2 separate regions of the Homo sapiens genome follow, and region 2 is linked to region 1. The links are chromatin loops, found by intact Hi-C in ENCODE. Cell type or tissue: heart left ventricle. All regions are shown on one strand. Each heading gives the region's core, and the rest is flanking DNA. Links, peaks and the distances in the headings are about the cores only.

Region 1 (9,398 bases), core at 2,658-5,157:
ATATAATAGAGAAATGATCTTAAAGGCAATTTAACGAGTTTCTGATCTTAACTAAATGGAATGTCTTTTTCACATATTTTAAAATACATCCTATTTATTAAAATTGTAACAACTTTTTAAAAGGTCCAGATGTCTTGAACGATCCTTGAGCATGAATATTTTTGAAATGCATTAAACTTTTTTTTTCATCCAATCTGTGGGATGGAAAAAGAACACCTTTTTTTTTTTTTAATAAAGGGAGAAAGGAAAGAAGGAAGGAGAAGAGAAAGAAAGGAAGAGAGAAAGACAAGTTTGGAGGGAGGGAAGGAAAATGGAGAAGGAAGGAAGAGATGGGAAGGGAAGGAAAGGGAAGGGAGAGAACAAAAGAAGGAGGGGAAAGAGGGAGGAAAAGTCACAATACCCCTTTGGTTTCCTTCATTGTGCTGGTCATACGATGCCATTGGGGTAAATGATGCCACCTCTCTGGGTCTTGGCTCCTTCATCAAAAGCTAGAGTTGGGTGCTGTCGTGAGGGAATGCTGGGAGGGCAGATGATCATTGCATTATTTATATTTCAATTACCTTGGGCCCAGTCTTTGGCTACTGACATTTGAAGCCAAATCTCTTCCTCATTCCAAGCCTCAGTTTCCAAAATGAGGGAGTTGGACCAGATGAGAGGAAGGTCACTTTCTGCTTCCACAATCTGTGGACCAGCCTCTGGCAGGCTGATTGTAAAAAAGCAAAAAGTGCTGCAATAAACATATGTATGCATGTGTCTTTATAGTAGAATGATTTATAATCCTGGATAAAGAAAATGTGGCACATATATACCATGGAATACTATGCAGCCATAAAAAAGAATGAGTTCAGGTCCTTTGCAGGGACATGGATGAAGCTGGAAACCATCATCCTCAGCAAACTAACACAGGAACAGAAAACCAAACACCACATGTTCTCACTCATAAGTGGGAGTTGAACAACGAGAACACATGGATACCGGGAGGGGAACATCACACATCGGGGTCTGTTGGGGGTTAGAGAGCAAGGGGAGGGAGAGCATTAGGACAAATACCTAATGCATATGGGGCTTAAAACCTAGATGATGGCTTGATGGGTGCAGCAAACCACCATGGCACATGTATACCTATGTAACAAACCTGCACATTCAGCACATGTATCCCAGAACTTAAAGTAAAATAAAACTAAAAAAGAAGAAGAAAAAAGATGATGTCAGAGCCAGGAAAGTTCCAGTGCCCAGGTTTGAAAGGAGACATCTCCCTCTTTCTCACGGTTTCCCCACTGTGTAGAGCCAGACAATTCAGCCAGCTGCCGGGGACCTCCAATGAGTCCCTCCACATTTCAGATCCTTTTGTCCTTTGTGCCTGGAAGTCGGTCAGCTCACTCTGACCTTCTGCCTGTCCCTCATCTGTCAGAGCAGCTGTTGGAAAGTGAAGCAGTTGGATCTAGACAACAGGGGAAGAGTTGTTTGCTTTCGTGCTGGGGAACGAAGAAACCCACACAGCTCCTTTTGTGGGTTGTATTAAAATGCATCTGCAGGCGTTATTATTCCTAATTATAAGTAGCTTAATAATGTCTCTGAAGCAGAGGGTATATGGAGATGGCCAGGAGTCTTGAATTCGTATTGTAGCTCAGCTGGAAAAGGGAAGGATGCTTTGGCATAAATACATGGGTGTTCAAATTGATGGCTCAGGGGTCCAGGATTTATAGAGCCAAGCTTTGGGAATGGTTGTGGGTGGCACCCACTTTCACTGTGTCCATGGCTGAGTAACACCCTTGGCCTTTCCACAGGGCGTCTGCTCAGCAACACCTTCCCCGTCCTGGGCATTCAGTTTTGTGAGGCAGTTTTTTATTTTTATTAAAATTTTTTTTTTTTGCAACAGAGTCTCTCTCACTGTTGCAACACTGTCACTCTCTCATGCAGTGGCACAATCTCGGCTCACTGCAGCCTCTGCCTCCCGGGTTCAAGTGATTCTCCTGCCTCAGCCTCCCAAGTAGCTGGCATTACAGGCATGCGCCACCACGCCCAGCTATTTTTTGTATTTTTCATAGAGATGGGGTTTCACCAGGTTGGCAAGGCTGGTCTCAAACTCCTGACCTCCAGTGATCTGCCTGCCTCAGCCTCTCAGAGTGCTGAGATTACAGGTGTGAGCCACTGCACCCGGCCTTGTTAGGCAGTCTAGACAGAGCATAATAAGTGGCACTGTGACAAGCAGAGGGACATTGAACAAAGCCATGCTAAGGGGAGACATCACAAGACCAGCTCGGTGTGTAAATGCAAGCAGGACTCAGTGAGTTTTCTATTTGTGTCCAGGAGGTGAGGGGACCAAATGCCTCAGAGGCTGGCATTTGAGACCCATAACCTCTCCGGTGGCAGATGGGACACTGATGCTTGAGCTGTGACCTTCCTGGGTTCCCACAGCTGGGCAGAGCAAAGTGAGGTAGAAGCCCAGGGTTCGGCCTGGCCCATTCCTCTCCGTTTTCCACCATGGGGCCTCCCAGGGTTTCCTCTTCAAGCCTCAAGGCAGGCCAGGGCTGGAAGTAGCACAGAGCTGATGAAGGGGAGGCAGTGCCATGCTGTCTGCAGAAGTCTAGAACCTTGGGCCATTAAGGAGGTGCTAAGGCATAAAGAGACTCCTTGAGCCAAGAAATAGACCAAGAAGATGCTTGCCATGGGTAGGGGGATGCCACGTATCTAGGGTCAGATGTACATTTGACGTGATTTCTGCAGTTCACCGTTTGGCAAATGCTGACATTAGTGAGGCACACAGGGCCCAACAGAAAACGGAGCCGTGACCTGGGAGGCGGGGAGCTGGGTGTGTGGTGTGGTTCTCTCTCTGCCTCCCAGCCCCTGCTGGTTCAGTGCTGAGCACCTATGATGATGCCAGGTGCTACACAAGTGGCTTTCATCTGCTTCACTCATTCTGTCCTTGTGCTGTGTGCTTCCTGCTCCCTGGTAACCCCAAGACTGACTCAGGATAGAAGCGACAGGGAGGGGACTCCTGGAGAAAGCCCCCAAGGTGCTGTGGGCAGAAGCAGGGTCCTTCTTACTCTCTGAGTGTCCGTGTTGACAGTGCTGAGCAAAGTGCAGTGGGTGGTATGAGGCCAGGCTGCCCTTTGTACACCCACCAATAGCGTCAGCAGGGAAGTCAACATGCTACCGTGAGAGCTGTTGAGACCAGAATGCAAAGATGCACGAGGAATAGAATGAGTGCAGAACTGAGAGACATCACGAGCAGGCAGGAGAGCAGCCCTCTGCCCAGCCCACTCTAGGGGTCCAGCCCTCTGATGGAGCCGCCGGCTGTGACTCTGGCTCTCTCGTGGTGGGCCCTCTCCTGAAGCCGCATCCCACAGACAGCTTGGCCACTCCCTTGCTCCTTTCCCAGGGGTGGTGAGCAGCCCAGAGTCCTGCCCAGCACTGCAAAGGAGGAAGAAACCTCAGCCAATGGAAGCCGAGGGGAGCTGCCAGGAGCTGTCCTGAAGGGAACTGAGCAGAGGCTGCTGGCTGAGCCACTCTGGAGGGGGCTGCTGGAGTCTCCCAGAAGCTAAGGCTGCTCACAGGAGCCAGGGACTCTCATATTTGCCCTGTCGGTGCCATTGAGCAGAAGAGGAAGACAGGGATGTATCAGAGGGCTCCAGAACCTGCCGTGGGAGCCCAGGCTGGCCATGTGAGGAAAGCTTCTGGTGGGCATGAGTCTCATTTTGAAGCTGGTCTCTGGAATCCAAGCTTCTGGAGGGTCCCAGGTGCAGGGTCCCCTGAAAAGCCCCAGGGTCCTGGTAGGAGCCTGGCTGCACCCACCATTCTGTTGTATAATTGGGAGCAATGGAGGCAAAGAGGATGCCATGACTCACCAGGAATCCACAGGGGCAGAGCCGATCAAGGAAATCCCATGGATCCGGAGACACGGAGAAACCTGTGTCTCTATGTGGTGAGCCACGGCGTGGAGGCCTCAGCTAGGCAGGGGCAGCACCCAAGCTGGAGCTGGGAGGGAGGGGACACACTTGAGTGAGTCAGTTCCTTAAAATAGATCTCTCTCCCTCTACACACACACACACACACACACACACACACACACACACGCACACTGACTCTGTTTCTCAGGAGAAGCCTGACTAACACACATAGTGAAGAGGCAACCAAAGGTGGCAGAGTGGAAGCTACTATGGAATTTTGGAACAAGAGATAGCAGACAATGACATGTAAATTCCCCACCTCCACCCCAGATGCAAAAATCCTAAGCAGCACAGCTCTCCCTGGCTCTCTGGGGGATTGGTTCCAGGACCTGCTCACAAATCCCAAAATTCACAGACACTCAAGCCCCTGATATCAAAAGGCGTAGTATTTGCATATAACCTGTACACATCCTCCCCTATACTTTAAATCTTCTCTAGATTATTTTAAAAACCTAATACAATGTAAATGAGATGTAAATAGTTGTTATACGGTATTGTTTAGGGAATTATGACTGTATAAAAAAAAGTCTGTATGTGTTCAGTATAGACACAACCATTCTTTGGATTCAGAGAGATGACTGTATTTAGGAAGAGACTGAATTTCTTATCAAAGCCAGGCTAGGGGTGTATCAAGCAGATTCAACGCAGGGAACACAAATCCCACTGGCTCCTTAGGCAGGAAAGGATTTAACCAGGGCATGGGTGCTTACCCAGTCATTGGGAGGGTTAAAGGACTTGGCTCCAGGAAGAACTCTCAGGACTGCACAAAACTGACCACTGGGGTTGCTAATGCCTCTGAGAACCCACTGGGGCTCTGCTTGAATACAAAAGCTAAAACTTCCACTGTTGCAGCTGCTGCTGCAAAAGGCTCTGGGTACCAGCAAGCTGGAAAATGGACAGGGAACCCTGCTGCAGGGAAACTGTGTTTCTGTGGCCTTGCTTGCTGGAAGAACAGCAAGCAGGGGTCAGGAAAGTGGGGCTTCTGCACTTCTGATTTGCAAAACTCATACGAGTGTACCCAATGGATGGTACTTACTTCCCATCCATGATTCTCACCACAGGGCATCTGGGAAATGTCATCTTAAGCTGCCCAGCCTCTCCAACCAGAAGGAGGGTGGACTGGAGCAATCCAGTTCACAGGACTGTCCAGGGAACTGGACTCTGAAGACTGTGGGGGCCTATAGGAGTGCATGCAAACAGGAAAGCGAGGCTCACACAGACAACAGCAATCAGCCACAGGGTGAGCAGCCATGCCTCAACCACGCCTGCCTTCCTAGATGCAGGGGATAAAAGAGCACAGCTGCTTGGAGCAAGAAAGGGTTTGTTGCTCTCCATGTGGAAGGTAGAGAGCATTTAGCAGGAGATGGGAATTTCGGTCCAAATGCAGTTGAGATCATATCTTGGCTTTGTTCCCCACAAACGCACAGTTATTTGTATTTCAGCATAAAATTCAAACTCCCAGAACCTGATTAACAAAGGCAGTGCACCACGCATTCCCCCAGAGGCCAGCCAGATGGAAAGCCCAGCGGAATTCCACTTTGAAGTATTCTGTGTTATCTGACTCATTTGCAAAAGAAATGAGCTTTATGGGATGTTCGAATGTTTCCAGACATAACCAGTTGCCCCCAAGCGAGAATAAAGTTATACTCTCTCCTTCACCTTGTGCACATGCAGGCGGGCACGGATGTACACAGCACAGTTAGAATCAAAATATGCCTCCCTTGCCAGGCTCCCCAGGGGGCTGGCAGAAGAGGGAATAAAAATAAAAATGCCTTGGATGAAGTGATGATGGATTTGTTTCTCCCCCACTTTGACAGTGGAATCAGAACAACTGTATGGCTAGTCTAACAAATAGCACATGCCTTTGTCATTAGGAAAATGCAAAATAGGTTTCTAGGTATGGTCAGTCATACAGCCTCTAAAGCTCTGTGGTATCAGGAAAAGCACAGATAGATTTGGGTTCAAATCTCAGCCCTGCTGATTCCCAGCCATATGACCCTAGAAAAGTAGCTTCTGCTCTCTGAGCCTCAGTTTCTTTTTCTGTAAAATAAGCATTAAAAAATATTGATCTCATGCTGTGGTTATGAGAAGAGCGTGAAAGGGCCTTGGAAACCACAAAGGGCTGTGCGTACCTCAAAATTCCTCCCTCTACACACCTAGTGATCCCGCCACCCCTAGGCCACTCCTTTCCCTGAATCCAGTGAGCAATTTCCCACCCCTGTGCCTTTGATCATGCTGTTCCCTCTGTTTAGAAGCCTTCTCCTGCCTATTTCCCCACATCCTTGCCAACATCTGCTGTTAACCTCTTTTTTGGTGGGGGTGCTGGAGTGGACATTCCCCATGCCAATTCAGAAGGTGGAAATTGTGTAGAGGCTTGGCTGTGTTCACTTCTCAGTAACTCAGCATCTCAAGGAACCTGGAACATTAGAATTAAAAGAGTCTGCAGGGACCATCCAGTCCAACCACTCTTTAATGGGATAGGAAAATGGAAGCAGAGAGGGGCCAAGGTGTATGCCCACCTGTGCCAGGCACATCAGCCGGGTGGGTTGAGGGGCCCTGCAACACCTATGCCACGTGACAGTGCCTTGTTGGCCAAATTTCTGGGTCTTTTCTGTTTTTCCCCATTGTATTTGTCAGGGTTCCCCAGAGAAACAGAAACAAGGAGAAATATCTAATCTATATCTATCATCTATCGATCTATCGATCTATCTATCATCTATCTATCTATCTATCTATCTATCTATCTATCTATCTAATCTATCATATATCTATCTAATGAGAGAGAGAGAGAAAGACAGACTGAGTTATTGTGAGAAATTTTCTCATGGAATTATGGAGACTAGCAGGTCTAAAATCTGCAAAGCCAATGTCCTGTCCTATTTTGAAGGCCCTTAGGCAGGAGACTTTTCTCTTACTTGGATCAGCCTTTGTTTCAGGCCTTTGATTCTAGCCTTCAACTGATGGGATGAAGTCCAGCCCATTATGGAGGACAATCTGCTTTACTCATTTTACTAAGTTAAATGTTCATCTCATCCAAACCCCACCCCTGACCTTACAGAAACACCCAGAATAATGTAGAACCAACTATCTGGCCCAGCCAAGCTGACACATACAATTAACCATCACGTGAAGGTTGAAATGAAAGTTGAAAACCCTCAGGACTTAAGTAAGCAGGAGTGTGTCTATGAGATGCATATTTAAAACACAAAGAACAGGTACACAAAGGTGATAGGTGTGGTTTGGACATTTTAAAAAATTCAAATATTTCTAAATGACATTTCCAGTTTTAAATGGCAATTGATAGTACCCTCCTCCACCCCAACTACAAATTTTCACTAATGGAACCATGAAGCCACAGCATTGCTTGCAGGCATACAGATGACTCAGGTGGACAGAAAACTTTCTGCTTAAATCTGAGAGGACACTCCACTAATGATAAGACAGGTGAAGAAGATTGAAATACCTTCTGGTGTTCACCTCCTGAAACACAGAATTACTTAAAGCAGATAGGAGGCTCCTGCATACCTCCTCCACCATCTGACCCTGGACAAACCTAGAGTCAAGATCAGTGAGGGCACCTTCAGTGTCCACCTTCAGCCCCTAAATACCATCTTCCTACTTAATCCCTGCCCAGGATCTCAAGGAAAATAGCTGTATAAATCTCAGGGGAGTTTAAAACAACAATAACAGGCCATTCGCACCTGCCAGATTGCGGGGAAAGCCTGGCAACACTAAACACTGGGAAGGAGATGACTGGGAGGCAGGTTCACTAACAATTAGCCCCAAGGGAGGCCTCCCACTGCATGGAGGGCAGCAGAGACCATCACTGCACCAACCACCAGGAACAGGAGTCCAAGCACTCCTCCCACTGCATCTTGGACTGCAGTGTTACCAACACCCGAGTCCGGTGAAACAGAACACACTCACGTGCAACAAGTTTATTACTTACAGGTAGGCAGCAAGGGACAAGAGAAACCTAGGATTCATTGTAAGCTGGTACCCCAAGGCTCAAGATAACTGCATGGGGTAGATAGGGTCTTGCCTGCACGTTTCCCACTTTGCATAAAACCTGAGAGACCCCGAAAGGCAGCCCACTCTGGGTTATAGACCTCAGGGGCAACAGGACTCACTGGGCAAAGCTTTGATGGACATCCTGCTTCCAGGGGAGAGAGGAACAGAGCCCGGACTGTCCCAGGCAGTTCCTCCCTAACTCAAGATATTACATTCCCTAGGAGGGATAGGAACAAGGCCCAGGCTGCTCCTGGCCTCCTCTCTATCTCAGGATATTGCATTCCCAGCACATTCTACAGTTATGCTTGAGAATTACAAGCAAAAAGAGGAAGGAATTGCGTTGGTCCAAGGCGACCCAGAGAACTGTCCTGCAATGACCTCACTTTAACTTTCACACCTCAAAGGATCATGGTAAATTTTGCATCATCTTCCATGACTTCTCAACCATATTCGACACCACTAAACATTCCCTTTTCTAAAGACTTTCTTCCCTTGACCTCCAGGAAGACATGCTCTCCAGTAGCTCCCCACCTTGCTGGATGTCACTTCTCAGTCTTTTCTGGCCCCTCCTCTGTCCTCCACGTGTTACTACAGACATATGTCATTTCATTATGCTTCACTTTATTGCACTTCACAAATATTGCTTTTTAAAAAAAAACAAACTGAAGGTTTGTGGCAACCCTGTGTCTAGCGAGTCTATTGGCACTATTTTTCAAGCAACATGTGCTCACTTTGTGTCTCCATGGTACATGATGGCATTTCTAGCAAAATTTCAAATATTTTCATTATTAATATATCTGTAATTGTGATCTGTGATTAGTGATTTTTGATGTTTTTATTGTAATTGTTTTGGGACACCACAAACTGCACCTATATAAGATGGCAAACTTAATTGATGAATTTTGTGTGTTGACTGTGTGTGACTGTTTTGACTGCTCCACTCACCCTCTCTCTCTCCCTCTCTTCAGGCCTCCCTATTCCCTGAGACACAACCATATTGAAGTTAGGTCAATTAATAACCCTATAATGACCTCTAAATGTTCAAGTGAAAGGAAGAATTGAATGAACATCTCTCTTTTGAAATCAAAAGCTAGCAATGATCAAGCTTAGTGAGGAAGGCATGTCGAAAGCTGACATCAGTCAAAAGCTAGAGCTCTTGTGCCAACAGCCAGGTTGTGAATGCAAAGGAAAAGTTCTTGAAGGGAAATGAGAAGTGCTACTCCAGTGAACACATGAATAATAAGGAGTAAAAGAGCCTTATTGCTGATAAGGAGAACACTTGAGTGGTCTGGATAGAAGATCAAACCAGCCACAAGATTTCCTTAAGCCAAAGCCTAACCCAGGACAAGGCCTTAACTCTCTTCAACTCTGTGAAGGCTGAGAAAGGGGAGAAAATTACAGAAGAAAAATTGTAAGCTAGCAGAAGTTGGCACATAA
Region 2 (9,398 bases), core at 4,564-7,063, 60 kb before region 1:
CTGGAGAGGCCCACCTGGCCAGGAATGGAGGCCTCCCTCCAGGCTGCCAGCATCCCCTTGCGTGCACTTGGAAGTGGGTCCTCCAGGCCAGGCAAAGCTTCGGGTGGCTGCAGCCCTGGCTGACAGCTTGATCCAAATCCCACGAGAGACCCTGAGCCAGAACCAGCCAGCTAAGCCACTCCTGGATCCTGATGCTCAGAAATTGTTGTTTAAAGTTGCTAAGTTGGGGACAATCTATTAGGCAGCAATAGGTAGCTATTACAAGAGATACTTTCAGTCTCTTTTCTAGTATTGGTAATTTTTAGTCCCTCCAATGAGGCACTTTGCCAACTTTTCAGTAACTCAGAGCACTTTTTTCCACTTTCCGGAAGTGTGCAGAGATTCATTTTCTCTTTTAAAAATGTTCAGCTTATTTTCAGCCACTGATCTCTGCATTCCCATGTTCTAATATTAAACAAGGCCAAAAGAGGATGACTTAGAATGAACTGATGTCTGAAAATGAAGAATTTGCTGGGACAAGTGATGTGGCTTATCATTGGGCTTCACTGACATTGAGGGTGAGGTGCAGAAGGGACCATGAGGACCCTCTGGGCCAGCAGTACTCAGAGGGTGGTCAGAGATCGCCTCTCAAAATCATGAGGACTTGAGGCTCATCCTCAGACATGCCCACTTGGAATCCAGAGGGGTGGATCTTGGAGTCTGCCTCCTTGACGAGGGGCCCCGGGGATTTTCCCCGGTACCCTGACCCTGACCCTGACCCCGACCCCGACCCCTGCTGCAGGCCCACTCTCCTCTGTTGTTGAAAGGAAGTCTTATCCGCTCAGGCTGCCATAACAACATACCACACACTAGAGAGCTTAAATAACAGAGTCCACAGCTTAAATTTATTTTCTTGCAATTCTAGAGGCTGCAAGTCCAAGATCGAGGTCCAACAGTGTCAGTTTCTGGTGAGGGCTGTCTTCCTCGTTTCCAGATGACTGCCTTCTCCCCTTCTTGCTGTGTCCTCACAAGGTAGGAGAAGGGGTGGTAGAGAGAGAGAGAGAGAGAGAGAGAGAAAGGAGGGGGGTGGGGAGAAAAGAGAGATGGAGCCGCCATCTCATGCATATACATGAGATCCTAAGGTTTGGCATATTTTTCACATGAAAAGCAGGATGGTGAAGTGTATATTCAAAAGAACATTGAATTTCAAGCTTAAAGACCTGGGGTCTCATCTCACTTCTCCACTTAATCTTTTGTGATCCTAACATTTAAAAACCTAATTTTTCTGAGGCTCAATTTCCTGGTCTGTAAATTAGGGATAACAATACTCAACTCTCAGAGTCATGATAAGGACTAAAAGAATGAGAGCCACGGAAGGTGACCAGCACACTCAAGGACATACACAGGCCCCCATCCGTATTGGTTGAGGATGGAGGATGGAGGAGAGAGAATCAGCCCCAGCCTGGGAGCAGTGGGAGCAAAGGCCTGGGGTAGGAAGTGCACGGTAGGGGCGGGGGACTGGGCAGAAGGCGGTGGCTGGAGCTTAGAGCGTGTGAGGGGTCAGCAGCTGTGGGCAGGATCTGCAGGGACTTCGAGGGAGTGATGGGCTCTGCTGTTTATTTGCACGCCCACTCGGCTCCCACCCAGATATGTCCCCCAGACCCCCCACCCTATGCCCAGAGCACTTGTCCTCCTTGCTCTGAGGGGCGCTTGACTGCCTTGGACCCCCTTCCTGTCTCTCCATTTCTCTGCAAGAAAGTGGACCCCTCCTTTGTCTCTTTCCCATCTCTTCTTTGCTGTATGCTAAGGTTAAGCTGGACCAGAACAATCCAGAGACCAATGAGGATGTGAATGGCCAGCCAGAGAGCTGATACCTGTTAAGGCTTTGTCACCCTGTGGCCTCAGCCGTGTTGCTTCTCCTCTCTTGGTGTCAGCTGTTTATTTGCAAAGCCGGGGCTGGACTCGATGAACAGCGCTCAGTCAAAGGCCTTTTGTAGTTGAAATATTCCAGAGGATGCTGTCACTTGGAAATACATTCTCTCAGGTGAGTGAGTAATAAATGCAACTTAAGAGGCAGACAAAATATATTCCAGCAACAAGCCCAAGGGGGTGGGTAAGGAAAAGGTCTCTGAGGGTGAAAAGGATAAGGACTTCTGGGCTGGGAAACCTCCAAGTTCCCATCTCTTTGTGAGAGTCTGTGAGTCTGTTACATTTCAAGTCAGCTTCAGAAAGCACTTTCTAACTAGCAAAATGGTCCCATGATGGAAGGCACCACTTGGGGAGAGAATGAGCCCCCTGTCACCAGCATGTGCAAACAGAAGCCAGATAAACCATTGGCAAGGACACTGTAGGATGGAGGTTGTAAACGGAAATGTGTTCAAAGGCCAGGAATATATTTTGAGAGAGAGAGAAGAGAGGCCACATTCACATAACTTTGATTACTGTATATTGTTAAAATTGTTCTATTTTATTACTAGCTATTGTTGTTAATCTTTTACTGTGCCTAATTTATAAATTAAACTTTATTTTAGGTATTTACATATAGGGAAAACCATAAGCTATGTTGAGTTCGGTACTATTGAGGTTTCAGGCATCCACTAGGGGTCTTGGAATGTATTAACACTTTCATCCTACCTGTTCCTAAATCGGGATTATTTTGTAATCTGATGATTACATGTTTATAGTAATTAGCATGTAATTTTATAGTAAATAACGTGTTTATAGTAATTCTCAGATCATTGGCTCTGACAGGCAAATTTCTTTTTAAAGCTTGATGTTAAATATATTTTAAAGCTATCATAATTTATCGAATTTTTTTGAAAAAGAACAATGGGGAGGATAAGGGGGACTACTATAGATATAAACAACAGAATATTATTCAGCCTTTAAAAAGAGGGCACTCCTGCCGTTTGTGACAGCACGTGTGGACCTGGGGCACATTATGCTAAGTGAAATAAGTCAGGGAGATGATTCTTATTTGTGAATGTAAAGAGCAGCCCATTGCGTGTTTAATATACAAGCCCACTTCATCTGCTTTGGTGGATTCTGCATCACTGAGCCATAAGTATGTTAGTGGTTGGATGTCAAGAGCAGACGATGTTGATGACAACTGGGCAGGTAGCATCTCCAATGTGGAATGCTGAACAAAGGGATGATTCACATCCCAGGTGGGACAGAGCAGGACAGTACAAGATTTCATCACGCAGTTTAAAACTTATGAATTGTTTATTTTTGGAATTTTCTATTTAATACTTTCATACTATGGTTGACTGCAGGGTAACTGAAACTGTAAAAAGTGAAAACGTGGATAAGGGGGCACTGTTGTACCAAAGTTGCTTTATCCATCTAGCCATCACACAGAAAGACAGATCAATACTGCATGATCTCACTCATATGTGGAATCTTAAAAAGGTGAACTCACAGAAACAGAAACTAGAAGGGTGGTTATACCAGCGGTGAGGGGTAGGGGAAATGGGGCAATGTTGGCCGAAAGGTACAAACTTGCAGATGAAAAAGTTCTGGAGACCTAATGTACAGCATGGCTATTATTAACTATACAGTGAATAATATAGGAATGATTCCTTTGTTCAGCATTCCACACTGTAGATGCTATCTGTCCACAAGTCATTGACATCATCTGCAACTATAGTTAATAACTATAACTATATAGTCAACAACTATAGTTCATAATCACTAATAACTACTAATTAATAACTAACTATACAGTTAATAAAATTAGCCATGCCTGGCTAATTTTCATCCTTGTTACTGTACAGAATCCTTAGTGTGACTATACCACAATTAATTCATCCACTCCTGTTGCTGGCCATTTAGGATGTTTCCAGTTTCAGTCTGTTACAAATCATGCTGCCATAAACATTTTTGAACGTCTTTTGATGGCTGTGTGTACGCATTTCTGTTGGGTGCATACCTAGGAGTGGAATTGCTGGGTCACCAGGCACGCATGTGTTCTGCTTATAGTAGAAAATGTCAATCAGCTTTTCAAAGGGGATGTATCCATTTATACCCTGATATCTGTGGATGAGTTGGATGCTCCAAATTTCCCTGTATTTAAATATTAACCACAAATTTTTAAACACCCTTTGCAGGCCAAATAAAATACAGATTTTATCTGTAGCTGCCTGTTTTCAATCTCTCGAGTGGAGAGAATTCAAATGGCAGAGCAGCTGAGAATTAGACAAGAGCGTTTCCAGCATCTCTTTTTGCTGGAGAGCTCAAAATTGGCTCCAGCAAATGGTTCAAGTCTTTTTGATTCCTCCACTCCCACCCAATACTCGCCCCCAAAGCTTGTAAAACAGGCTTCCCCCTCCCTACTTACCTCCCTAGACCGCCGTGAAGATTTACTAATAAATGTCTGCACATCAGCCAGTGAAGAGAAGCAGGGCTGTAAGTAGACAATAATCAGGATACTAATCAGCATCACATCCAAGGGCGTGACTCCATTAAGCCAGCCCTTGCCCCACCACTGACCCCCCTCCATTCAGCTGCTCACGCCACTATTCTGTAAGCAATTTTCAGGCATCTGCTCTGGGCTGGGCCCTCAGTTATAGGCTGGAGACCCAAAGGAGGGCCTGGAAGAGTTCCTGGACTCACCCTCCATGGTACGAAGGAGGAAACTGAGACCCAGGAACAGAAAGGAATCTGCCCAGGTCACAGCACCCTTCAGGCATAGCTAGAGGCTGAAGCCCCTAACTCTAGCTCAGGCTTCTTTCTGTACCTGTGAGGTCCCAGACATTCTCAAAAGGACCCCCCTTTTCCCCTGGCACTGCCTCCCTGCCACTCCCTGTGCCCCCCACTGCCTCTAGTCCCCACCAGTTCCTCCCTTTGCAGCTGCCTTGATGAGAAAGGGATTCTCCCATCCCCTCCCAATTTCCCAGTCCTTTTCTTTCTCCTCAAATCTGTCAGGCTGGCAACCCTATCTGGGTCTCACCGTGCCCACCCTGCCTCTCTGTTTCTGCACTGAGGTCCTCCTGGGTGGAGACTCTTCTGAGGTTCTGGTGTCAGACAGAGCTGGAACTGAATCCTGACCCTGCCTCTCTAACTAGATGTATAACCTTGGGCATGCCAAGGTTAACTTAACCTCTCTGTGCCTCAGTTCTTATATCTGTGAAATGGGGATATCAACAGTACTTATCTCCTAAGGTAGGTATGAAGAATAAATAACATAAAGTGTTTGGAAACCATTAACCTCAAGGCCAGACAGGAGTTTTGAGACGCAGAGTGATGAAGGCACCAGTCTGTGGTCACATAGCATGTCTGTGGAAGAGGCAGGAACTGATCCAGGTCTCCTGGGTCCCAGGTCTAGGCTCCACGCACCACCTTTGAGGGATTTCTGCTGGGCTGCGCAGACCAGTTGGATAGAAGTTTTAAGTCAGGCAGTAATGAGACTAAGCACCAAGAAAGAAGCCCATTTCCAGCCCTGACAAAAGGCTGTTCTCCTTAATGAGAGCCAACCATATACTAGGTGTACACATGCTTTATAGTCATGAACTCTCGTCTTTGCTACAAAGTAGGCAACCACTTTACAGAAGAGAATATTGAGGCTCAGAGAAGTCCACAAGCCCAGTAAGTAGTGGAGCAGAGTGAGAACACAGGTAGGGCATGTGACTTTGCAAGACACTAGGCTGCCACCTGCTGTGAGATTAGGTTGTTCACCTCTGCATAAACCAGTCCTCAGATAATTGCATGGGTGCTGGAGACTGAAGTGGGTATTGAGATCTCCTTTATTAGAACAGGCAATTGCATCTAGGATAGCCCCTGGGTTCTTACAGAATGACCTTTTCGGAAAACCTCTAGCTTCCCTTCCACGCTCTGGCCCCACCACCTTCACCTTTGCCTTTACCTTCACTGTCAGCAGGGGACTTCAGAGAGATGCACTTGCTGTGGTGTTCGGAATCATATTCTTTTTTTTTGTTTTTGTTTTTTGCGAGGGAGTGGGGAAGGTCTTTCTACGTTGCCCAGGCTGGCCTCAAACTCCTGGGCTCAAGCAGTCCTCCTGCCTCAGCCTCCCAAATAGGTGGGGAAATCACATTTCCTGTTGCTGAATCCAGATCGCACTCTGCCTGTTTTCCTCACTGGCTTCTGGGCATTTCCCTTCCTGCTCTTGAGCTCAGTTTCCTCATCTGTACACTGACTCAGTGGATCCTTCAAAGCGACCTTGACTCCCAGGCAGCCACACTTTCCCCAACATTTCTACCTGCTCCAGGCAGGTGAGACTCAGCTGGAGGCCAGAAGGAAAGCAATGGATTAGAATGATTCACACCAGGGAGTGAATGGCTGACCTCCCTACCACTCCCCTCCTTCCTTATCTTAGCCTTAAAATAAAAAACAAACACACACAAACAAAAACACCAGGGCAGTATCCTGGTGGCATCTTATGTGGACTGAAGAAGAGATGGGAACTAATGAGGAAGACAGGTGAGTGTGGGAACAGAAACCTCCACAGCTTGAGACCAAACCTCAGGCTCTGGAATCAGACAGAGCTGAGCTCAAATCAGTTCTGTCACTGACCAGAATTGTGGCCTTGGCAAGTTCTTGCCCTCTCTGAGTCTCAGTTTCCACATCTGTAAAAGAGAATAACAACCCCTGCCTCTGTGACTTGTAATGACTTTTGAACAAGATAACACACATGCAGTGCCCAGCACCGAGCTGTGCTCCTGATGGGTGCAAGGAGGTGTGGAGTCTCCTTCCTTCTTTCCTTGTATCCCACCACAGGATGTAGGCTTCCTCCCACCTCTACCTCCGGATCTGGGTGTATGGGCCATGAGTAGGGTGGTCTGACCCTGCCATCCAGGATGGGAGTGTGGCAGGTGACCTCCCTCCCAGAAGCCCCTCACCCTACATTCTCTGGCTGGGTGCAGATTTTGGAAGCTGAGGGTTGGCTGTGGGACAGGCCTGGCTCCAGACTATGGGGTGCCAGCCGGGGTGGCAGCAGGAAGCAGCTTGCCTCGAGGCAAGTTTGGCTCAGCCCACTGCTTTGTTTAGCTTCATACACTCAACTCCTCGCTTCTATTTGAAAACCTGAGTCTGATGGGATGGCCTGGCAGCTGGTGAGAAATGTGGGGAGCTGCATCTGGGCAGTGGGAGGCCTGACTGCATGTATGTGACAGCCTGGCCCTCTCTCTGCCTGGAATGGCATTCATTCATTCACTCATTCAGCCATCAAATATCTACTAGGTGCCTGCCATCTCCCAGGCTCTGTGATAAATGCTGGGATCCAGCTGCTGGGCAAGACTGACATGGCCCCTGCTCTCCAGGATCTGGGTGTGTTGGCTGGGAAAGGGCCATTACTCAAAGGAAGCACAAGCTGGTGTAAAGTGGTCAGTGCTCTCAGGGGTGGGCATATACTATCATTAAGGTGTGTAATGGGCATTAACCAGGTGGAAGGGAGAGTGACTTTGTTCCGGCCAATCCAGTCATCCAACAATGACTTATATCTATTCCGTGCTGGACCCTGTACTAAGCCCTTGATCGAATTGTCACTCTACTCACCAGAAGCTCCTTGAGGGCTGTGCTGAGGAGTAGTTATTCTCCCCTGGACCTTCCCTGCAAGACCCCAGCTTGATTGTGCAGAAGGGACTCAGATACTGGAACTGGAATTAAAAGCCATGCAGAAAAGCAGAGAATCCTTCTTGGCTGAATAGGGATTTCATGGAGGATCCCAGGTTATCACCGGCATTACTTGGAATGCTGGGGAAATGAGAGACTCAGGATTGAGTCCTGATTCTGCTACTCACAGGCTGTGTGACCTCAGGCAAGCCCTTTCCCTCTCTTGTCTTTAATTTCCCCTCTTATACAAGAAAGGGGTTGAAGCAGGTCAACTCCAGAGTCCAGGTCACAGAGCTCAGGACAAGGTCTAGTACAGAACAGGGGCCTGGGAATGCCTATGTCATTTGTCACAAGGGGCCAGATGCAGCCAGGTTTGGGGATGGGACAAGCAGCACTAATTGGTGTCATTAACACTTTCATCCTACCTGTTCCTAAATTGGGATTATTTTGTAATCTGATGATTACATGTTTATAGTAATTAGCATGTAATTTTATAGTAAATAGTGTGTTTATAGTAATTATCAGATCATTGGGTCTGACAGGCAAATTTCTTTTTAAAGTTTGATGTTAAATATATTTTAAAGTGATCATAATTTATTGATTTTTTTAAAAAGAACAATGATAATATGGCGATAGGTTCTGGGACACATGAGATAGGATTCTAGATCAAAAAGGAAGCAGAGATTTGCTTCCAAAGAATAGAATGTAGAAAAGGAAATAGCAGCTTCACCATGGAGAAACCTGGCAGACTCCACTTTACCCAAGTGATCCAGGTGAGCCTCCCCAGTGATGTCATGTGGCTATCATGTATCCATTGGTATGATGTAGCCAGAGGGCACTTCATCTCTGTTGAGTGTTTTCCATAAACCTTAACCTGTCTAAGCATGAGAAGAACGTTAAACAAACCCAGATTGGGGACATTCTACAAGATCCCCAGTCAGTCCTCCTTAGAACTGTCAAAGTCATGGAAAACAAGGAAAGACTGAGAAACTATCCCAGACCAGAGGGGACCATGGAGACTCATGACAACTAAATACAATATATGCTGGATGGGATACCAGTGCAAAAAGAGGACATTAATGGGAAGACTGGTGAAATCTAAGTAAAGTCTAGACTTTACTTATTAGTAATGTACCAATATCAAATGTCTTTGTTTTGATGTGTATAGCATGATAATGTACAATGTTAACAATGGAGGAAACTGGATAAGGGGTACATGGAAATTCTCGGTACTATATATGTAAATTTCTTGTAAATCTGAAATTATTCCAAAATAAAATGTTTAATTTTTTAAAAAAAGAAACAGAAAAACTTTTGGATACCAAAATTAATAAAGTCATTTGGCAAAAATAGGAAAAGAATGATTAATAAACAAAGTACCTTACTTCTTAGAAAATGCCATAGAAAAACTCATTTCATCCTAGTTGATGGGGTTAAGATTTTTAGTAGTTATAAAATTACTGAGAAAAAATTTTGAAACTAAACCAAAATATGGGGATTTGTGTAAGATGTTGTCTTATAACCTCCATGCCTTGGCTTGGTGTTAAAATCAGAGCTGCAGAAGGTGCAGGAAAACAAGGGTCACTAACTCTGGAAGGGTTCCTAAAAACTTTTTAGAAGAGGGGGCATTTTGAATAGGGTCTTGAAGGATATATAGGAGTTATCAAGCTAACTAGAAAAGATAAGAATAGGAATCCCTGCAATTATATTTAATAATATTTATTGGTTACCTGCTAATTGCTAAGCACTAGACTAGGCCCTGGGACTTTAGCTATAAATTAAACTGAGAAATAGTATCTGCCTTCATGGTGGTTTTTTTTTTTTATTTCTTATTACTTTCTACAACAGAA

Evidence for each region. Peaks named below come from ENCODE experiments on the same cell type or tissue, not always from the same donor. Only the 100,000 strongest peaks of a DNase experiment are listed, where the experiment ranks them.
Region 2: it touches region 1 in a loop (5-fold over the local background); 6 of 110 quality-filtered maps call a loop at or near these places.

The regions. Positions count from the first base shown.
Region 1 is chr9:38,305,604-38,315,001 of GRCh38, reverse strand. No RefSeq gene overlaps it. Among named protein-coding and RNA genes, the nearest start is that of ALDH1B1, 82 kb to the left of the region's middle. RefSeq lists an enhancer at 3,529-4,087. In heart left ventricle, for the core only: no CTCF peak of the experiment used is centred there; a DNase peak (open chromatin) is centred at 3,947; H3K4me3 peaks cover 794 bases; H3K27ac peaks cover 390 bases.
Region 2 is chr9:38,367,898-38,377,295 of GRCh38, reverse strand. LOC107987065 (a long non-coding RNA gene) reads right to left here. Exons shown (of 3, transcript XR_001746670.2): 2 at 4,319-4,384. It overlaps LOC105376040 (a long non-coding RNA gene), which reads left to right and starts at 927. Exons shown (of 4, transcript XR_929605.1): 1 at 927-1,011; 2 at 1,788-2,023. RefSeq lists a silencer at 5,490-5,784. In heart left ventricle, for the core only: a CTCF peak has its summit at 5,635 (motif pointing left); no DNase peak of the experiment used is centred there.